Regions from separate parts of the Homo sapiens genome. Here region 2 is linked to region 1. The links are chromatin contacts, found by Hi-C or POLR2A ChIA-PET in ENCODE. All regions are on one chromosome and are shown on one strand. Each heading gives the region's core, a stretch centred on a gene start or an enhancer-like site at or near the end of the contact. The rest is flanking DNA. Distances are from core to core; before and after follow the strand shown.

Evidence for each region. A loop is a pair of places that touch in the nucleus more often than their neighbours do. ChIA-PET counts read pairs that join two places held with the same protein, here RNA polymerase II (POLR2A). Pooled maps may share reads with other maps.
Region 2: a map of gastrocnemius medialis shows a loop between it and region 1 (3-fold over the local background). The contact joins two enhancer-like sites. A Hi-C loop is called at or near these places in 5 of 168 maps with a recorded cell type or tissue (GM12878, PC-9, aorta and 2 more), 1 of 37 single-sample maps with no recorded cell type and 10 of 50 pooled maps. POLR2A ChIA-PET finds 5 or more read pairs at or near these places in 2 of 52 experiments (AG04449 and GM12878).

Annotation. Positions count from the first base shown.
Region 1 is chr1:41,660,295-41,664,331 of GRCh38, forward strand. The region is part of intron 2 of HIVEP3 (HIVEP zinc finger 3); the gene reads right to left. Among named protein-coding and RNA genes, the nearest start is that of EDN2, 180 kb to the left of the region's middle. RefSeq lists a silencer at 1,809-2,688. Within about 2 kb of position 2,402, at least 31 of the 41 ENCODE cell types and tissues checked have a DNase peak (open chromatin) inside an H3K27ac peak, as active enhancers do.
Region 2 is chr1:41,513,812-41,517,626 of GRCh38, forward strand. All of the region lies in intron 7 of HIVEP3 (HIVEP zinc finger 3), which reads right to left. Among named protein-coding and RNA genes, the nearest start is that of EDN2, 31 kb to the left of the region's middle. RefSeq lists a silencer at 2,362-2,541. Within about 2 kb of position 1,345, at least 12 of the 41 ENCODE cell types and tissues checked have a DNase peak (open chromatin) inside an H3K27ac peak, as active enhancers do.

The DNA of each region.
Region 1 (4,037 bases), core at 1,152-3,651:
CACAGAGTTGGTAACTGGTCATCACTTAATTCATTCAACAATAAATCATTTGACTCTTTATGTTTTTTAAACACATTCTGCAAAGTGTCCATACAAAGCAGCAAGACTGGTTCTAGAGGAAAATTCTCAACTTCTGGATGTCATTCAGTGAGGTGAGAGCACTGGATGGGGAGTCATGTTGCGGTCCGTGCTTTACCACTAACTACTGGGTGATCTTGGGCCACTGTTTAGCTGTGTGACCTCAGATGAGCCTCTTAACTGTTCTGGGCTTCTGCTTACTCTCCATTAAAACAGACCAATTAGAATTTAGCTCTCAAAGTTTGGTTGCAACTGTACAACACTACATCATCTCTATGGGTAGCCCCTGAAGCACTGTTTCCTTGGAGAGCAAGCCTACTAACTTGAAAAGGGCCCGCAACTAGAAAAAAAATGCTGGGTTGGACAAAGTTAAAGAGTCTTTTATTGCAGGACTTCTCAGAGCCTTTCATTTGCCAGTATGGATTGTAATTGGCCAAAAGGGTAATAGAGAGCTTGCACAATTTGCCATTCTTACTCTAACAGGGAAACCTTTACTGGTGGAACAGCTTTCAGAACTAACAATCCACTGAACACACTGGGAAAATCTGCTACTAGGCACACAGGACACTTATTAATGACCCCTTTTTTGCAGATGATGGAACAGAAAGGGTGTTCTAAGTCACAGAGCAGAGCCATGACAACTACCAGCCCAGAAATCATCCAAACCACAGTTACTGGCACGTGCACAAGGCTTTACATCTACAAAACATTTTTTACTTACGTGATCTCAATCTTTCTTAAAAACATACCTCTGGGGACACTCATTCCATTTTTGATAAAACATAGCCTGAAAGAGACGAACGAGTCTGCCCAGAGTCACTAAGGGATAGACCCATAATTTGGCTCTATCAGTTTCCCCTATGTCCTTGATGAAACATCAATCAATACATTATATTTTTATAGATAAACAACTGTGGCCACTATGCAGAGATCCCTGCAAGATGCCAAGGCTGATGCTATCTGCACCTGTTTTGCAGCCACCACCACTTCTGTCTGAAGCCCAAGCACCCTGCTCTGATTAAGGGGGGTTGGGGAGGGTGCTCTCAGAAATGCCCCTGGAGTAGAAGCCGCTCTGGAAACATCCAGGCTGTGAAGTGGGAGTAGATCTCTCCCAGTCGCCACACCCTCCTGACCATGCCAGGTACAACCCGCTAGGATGTACCCCCAGTGCCAGCTGTCATTATGCCGGGAGGAGGGGCTCCTCGGAGGATCCAGAGCAATGCTAGTTTAACTCACTCCCAATGAGCCCCGAGGAGCCCCAGGCTGGTGGGCTCTGACAGACTGAAACTGCATGGCCTTGGGGGAAGCTAGGGCTGCCAAACCCATTCAGCAGCTCCCGCCGGGTGTGCCGTGTCCCACGGTATGCGTGGGTGCGAGGGGTGAGCGCCGCGCCGGGGTGAGAGTCTGCGCTGGACACAGGAGGCTGTGCACGCCAACGGCCGTGCCAGGCGCGAGTGTGCCAGAGAAGTGTGTGAACGCGGGAACGCTTGTGTCGCCCTAGGGTGGTGACAGAAGTAGTGTCTGGAAAACGCTGGCTGAGAGCGCGTGCATCAGGCCACCGCAGGCTGCGAAGAAGCCGGGGCCCCTCACTCCAAGGGTCCCGGGAGTTGGCACCGACGCACTACTGCAAGCGCGCCCGCGCCCAGCCCTCTCCCACCGACGCGGCTCCCTCCGGTCCCTCTGCCGCCCGCTCGGCGGTGCCCGGTCCCTGGGCTGCCAGGCCGCGGCGGGGGCGCGGCGCGCGGGGCGCTCGTTGCTTACCTGCGGGCGGCCGAGGCTCCGCTGCTCTGGGCTGGGCTGCGCCGCGCTGGACTGGGCTGCGCTGGGCTGCGCGCCCGGCCTCCGCGCGGCTCGGCAGCGCCCGCGCGCTCGGCTCCGCCCGGCTCGGCTCCGCCCGGCGGTGCCCCAGGCGCTCGCTGGCGGCCCACGCGGCGCGGGGTGGGCGCGGGGCGGGCTGGCGGGCGGGCGCCGGCGGCGGGCGCGGCTCCGGGCCGCCCCGCGGCCGCTTGGAAGCTCCTTATTTGGGCAGTGATGTCAGGGGAAGTCGCAGGGGCCGGACCACCCACTTCTTTCCATTCACTCCCCAGAGTTTCCTGTCGCCGAGCACGGGGACCCCGCCGCCGGCCCGGGGCGCCTCTCCCGTCCGCTCGGCCTCACTGCTGGCCACCCCGGGATGCCTTCGCGGCCGGGGTCGCAGATGGGCCCGGGCGCGGCTGGCGGCTGCCAGGGGAGGGTCTCCTCGCCCGGGGAATCCCTGGCTGCCGGCGGCCGCGGGGAGGGTCTGCGCGCCGGCCTCCTCGGTGACAGGCCGTGTCACTCCGGGCGCCGCCCCTCCCTCCGCGCCCGCCCCGGCTCCGGCGCTGTCTTTTCCTCCTGGGCCCTCTAGGGAGGGCAGACAGGGAAGCCCCTGTCGCCGCCGCCGGGGCCCTGCCACTCTGCGCCACGCCTTGGTCGCACCCGGGCCCAGCGGGAGTCCATCGCCGTCCCCAAAGTGTGCGCTCCCCGCCTTCCCCCTGGGTGCCAGCCGGGCTCCGGGAAGCCCGCGCCTCCCCAGGCGGGAATCCGCTTTAATGAGCTCTGGGCGGGGCGGGCCTGCCAGGGCCTCCCTGGGCTCAGGCCTGGGGTGGGGGCGGGGGACACCCCGGGGCTTCCCAATGGCTTGACTTTACCAGAAGCTGCTGGATCTCGGGATTTGGGCCTGAGTCACTCTGGTCCTTGCTCTGGCCAGGATCAAGCACACTTGAGCCAGTTCCCAGCCAGGCCTCCACAGGTCTGCGGGAAGGCCAGGACCCTGAGATCTCTCTCCGTGATCTGTTATTTCACTGATGCCCACCAGAGGTTATTTGGCAGAGGTCAACCCTCTGCCACAGTGGAACCAGGGCTGGCCCTGGGTTTGGCTGACTCCAGGAACAGCCTCAGGAGGAGACAATGGAGCTGGGGGTCGGGGGTGTAGAGTGGGGTTAAGCCAGGACTAGAGTGAGGTAAGTTAAGTGCCTAGGATGCAGAATTTAACCAAGCACTCCCTTTCAGGGTCATGAAAGTTTGAGGCCCCACAGGGGAACTAAGCACTATGCTGACCCAAGTTTCCAGGGGGATCCTTGGAGGCTCCAGGTTTCCTCTGGCTCCAAAGTCATGCCCTCAACTTCTCTAGGCCCAAAGGGCGGATTAGTGACCTTGGGCATTTGTGTGCCTTTATACAACAGCCTCTGATAGAGCTGCCACCCTTCCTCCAAAGCCAGATCAGAGCAAATAGACTCCTCCCAGACCCCCAGCTTTAATGGAGGGAACCCCCACCTTCTAAGAGGCACTACATTCCTAGGGGCAGAGAGGAGGAAGCTATGGCTCCAGGGCTTGCAGAGAGTCAAGGCAGGTGTGATTGCAGCTGGACATGGGTCTGCACACTCACGTACACGATTGCAAACCCACTGACCAGCTGCCAAGCTGCCCAGCTGTTCTGTGGATCACCACCACCCCAGTCTCTCTCAACTTCCATCAGCTCCCAGGGCCCAATCCCAGCTCTAATTGGGTCATCCTCCTTCTGACAAAGCCCCAAAGGGAAGGACCACACTTCCTGATCTGGCATGCAAGGCCCCACGGACCAGCTGCATCTCCCAGAGCTCAGCCCATCCTGCCATTTGCCCAGCCACCACCCCCAACACGCACCACTTTGCACCAGTTTCCACTTCTTGAGGTCTTCATACAGGCTTTCCCTTTGAAATGTCTTCTCCACCCCCTCCAGCTGTCCTTCACACCCTGAATCCAAGCCTGCCCTTGATACAGGTCCTTCTCTTGAGCAGGGCAACTGGGGTGGGGTGCCCCCTGGGACAGATTCCTGCTCCTCACTCCACTCCTGCCCTGCCCCCACTGTCCTGCTTCCCGTTTTCTGTCTGAAAGCAACTCCAGGCAGAGGAGGTGGGTGCCTTGTTATAATTCATATGCCCTGAGGGGTGACTTTCTAT
Region 2 (3,815 bases), core at 95-2,594, 150 kb before region 1:
CTGCTCCTCTCTGAGCCCCAGTTTCCTTGCCTGCTGACTGGGCAAAATAGCCATCGCAAGGGCACAAGATTGTTGGGACAACCAAGAAACGTAACAGATATGGGAGCGCTTTGTAAATAATAATGAACAATAATTCCCTTATGCCTAGAATGTGCAATGTTCAGTTCTGAGAGCTTTAGGTATATTTATTCATTTAGACCTCAGAGAATCCTGTGAAGCTGGTACTGTTCTCATCCTCATGTTACAGATGAGGAAACTGAGGTAAGAGAAAGTAAGTAACTTGCCCATGGAAGACAGCAGTAGGGCTGGGATTGAGCCATAGCAAAGAAGACAGTCTTTGTTTGTTTGTTTGTTTGTTTGTTTGTTTCACTAGCATCTCAGTGCTGGCTTCACCATGGGCAACTTACCACCTTGCTCTGCTTGGTCTCCCCCTTTGTCGAATGAATGTGATGGTCTCACCTCACCAGGTTTTCTAGGAGGACTAAAATGAAGGCCTGGCACATATTGAGGGCTTAAAAATAATTATAGCTACCATATTAATACATTAATGATGAAATCTGTTATTCCAGGACAGGGCAGTCACACTGGCTGGTCCAGCAGCACAGAGCCATCCGTGGTCAGTGTACACACACATCTGCCACGGTGACCAGGCTCCCGGTGGCTGGCACAATGGCATCTGGCAGGTGGCGGACTCTGGCCTCTGTGGGCGGCTTGACTAAGCTGGCCTCAGGCTGCAGAGCAGGTCCCCATCCCAGCCACGCTCTTATCTGAGGAGCCACTGCCCTTTTGAAGTCCAGGCTGCCTCTAGCCTCGGGGCCCTCCCATTGCCTGCCAGCCCCAGCTCCACCCCATAGTTTTCGACCTACATGTGGCTGAATGCCCACTTTTGTCCACTTTGGACATCTGACTGCTGCATGTTGAGTGACTTGGAAGCAATTGTTCACAAGAGTAAACAAAAAACAAAATTGTGATACTTGTTTCAGATATTGTTGGACATTTAGGTCACTTGCACTCCTTAAACAGACTATAAGAATAATGACAGAGTTATTGAATAGAGTCTAAAAGTGGGGGTTAGGGCTCTGGAATACTAGCCTCCTGGTCTGATTCCTCTGGGATGACCCCAACCAGTCGGGTCACCTCTAACATGTCAGGAGTCTAGTTTGGGCATCTCTGAAATGGACAGCAATCCGGATGCTGGGGAGAGCTCCGCTAACATCTGGCCTGTTCGCTGGCCCATCACTAGACCATTGGAACCTGTTTCTGGTCTGCAGAGTGAGGTTGCTGACAGGTGGGTTGAGCTGGCCAGCCAGCCCCATCGCTCACACATATCAGTACTGCACCCACCTGACCAGGAGGGCTGGCACAGAAACTGACTCAGGCCGCTGGGGCAGCTAGGCTTTGGCTCTCAACCATGCCCAGCTGCCCCGGGGCCAGAAAGCCCGGAACTAGCACTTCCAAGTCACTCAATATGCAGCAGTCAGATGTCCAAAGTGGACAAAAGTGGGCATTCAGCCGGATGTAGGTCAAAAGCTATGGGGTGGAGCTGGGGCTGGCAGGCAAAAGGAGGCCCCTGAGGCTAGAGGCAGGGTGATGAGACCAGAGGAGGAATGAAGGATTAGGATGAGAGCAGGGCTGGGGATGGGGGTGAACTTTGTAGTTATGCCCCAGGCATTTACCTCCCTTGCCTAGGACTTTGGGAGGGGCCTAATTCAACACCTGTTCACCTGGCCCTGCCCCTCATTTACATACAGCAAAATCCAGGCACAGATGACCCAGTGAGAGCTGGTGGCTGAGTCAGAACTAAGGTTTACAGCCCTTGCATTATTACGCTGACAGTTTAAAAATGATGTGCTGCACTAAGAAGCAGGGAATGGTCGGGTTTGAATCTCAGCACTACCACTTCCTTGCTGTGTGACGTTGGATACTTTACTTTCTGTGTGTCTGGTTTCCTCATCTGTAAACTGGGTAGCAATAAAAGCACTCTAGGAAGCTGTTCAGAGGACTGTGAGGGTCTGGCACACAGTAAGTACCCAATAAACTTCAGCTCCTGTCATCCCATGATACCCTGTCCCCCCAGTCTCAGCAGGCAGGTAGCTGGGGTGGGATTGTCAGCATTTTGCAGATGAAGGTCACAGGGGTAGTGTTAGGAGTGAAGGAGAGTCAGGACCAGCGTCTCCTGATGTCCAGCAGGGAGGGCTCCTAAAGATCCTCTTTACTAATGTGGAAGTTGAGACCCAGTGGGGGTAATGGCCCGTCCTGGGCACTCAGTGCATGAATGCTGGAAGCCAAGAGTCCCCTGCCCAGCTCGGGGCTGGCCGGGGCCTCCACATCTGCGTTCCTGCAGGGCGCTGAGGGAATGCCCCTGGCTGGGCGGCCCCGCCCCTGCTGGGATCCAGGCCAACGCTCCACAAATGAGAGAGCTTGAGCGCGCGGCGGGCGCCGCTGGGAGAGGCCACACGGTGGCGCTAGCGCCCAGCCTGGCCAGCACCATGGGCAGGGCCGGGGCGCCTGGCTCCTTCCAGGCAGTTCTCCCACGCGCCACCTCGCGTCCCACAGACACGAACTCCTGCCGCTCCCCCCGGCATCTGTCTCGTCGCGGGAAGTGGAAACTCCATCCTTCAGTCTCTTGGGCCGTAATCCTTGGAGTCCTCCATGGCTCCTTTTCGTTCTTCCCCCTCTCTTCTGCCCCATATGGGGTCATCTGAGCCTGTGGGCTCTCCCTCCGGAACCTCCCCAGAATCCCGCCGCTTTTCCACCTCCTGAGCACACCCGTGCTCCCCGCGCCCACGGCACAGGCCAGAGGACGCCCTGCCTCTCTCCTCCGCTCCAGGGCACCCCCCCATGCCCTTCAGCCCTCAGGCTCTAGCTCTCTCTGAACCGGCTGCCCCCGCGTCCAGCGGGCTCCAGCACGCGGGCCAAGCGCCGTGGCCCCCGGGGACCCCACACCTGCTGCTCCCTCTGCAGGAGAGCTCCTCCCTGACCCCACGTGGCTCCTGACCCCGGTTCCTCCGGGTGGGTTCTCTGCTCACACCGCCCTGTCTAGCACAGCGGCCCTCCCCACGGGCCCCAGCCCTCACTTGGCTCTTCTGCTTTCTCTTTGGCTTCACAGGCAGGGCCCCTGCTCTACTCCACCATCGTTCCTTGCCCAGCTCCCCTGCCATGCCGACTGCCTGAGGGCAGGAGCTGTTTTATTTATTGCGGAACCCCCAGCACCCAGAACAGAGCCAGGCACAGAGACTGTGCCCAGTAATTACTTCTGGAATGAATGCATGGATTTCGTCCTCCGAAAAGTGGCTCTGAGCATCCTCGTTTGCTCCACTGGGAAAATGAGGCTGGGGCAGGGCAGGGACCTCAGGGGAGGGCTCTGGCTTAGGTTCAGGCTCCCCTGGTCCAGCCCACCAGGCAGTGGACTGGCATGCAGCCAGGGTTTTTGTGTGACCTTGGGCTATTTTTACCTGTCTGAGCTTTGACTTCCCTGACTTAACATGAGTGACACAAGTTTCTGCCACCTGTTTTGAGGACTCAATGAGACAACATGTGCATATGGCCCAGTGTATCCTTGACAAGCATAGTGAACCCCATTCTAGCTTTGGGGGGGAACAGCCCCAAGTTCACTGTGTTCTCCTCTATAAAAATGACTTATTCCACCTAAAAGGAAATATGACTTAACTCTTTTTTGTAAGACCACAAATACATCCCCAAATTGGAAAAACAAAAACAGAACAAGACACACAGTGCGTGCATACACACTCCTCTCTGTCACACTCTAAGTCCTGGGGCTGATTTCAGGGAATCAGTATGCTTCCTGCTTTGCT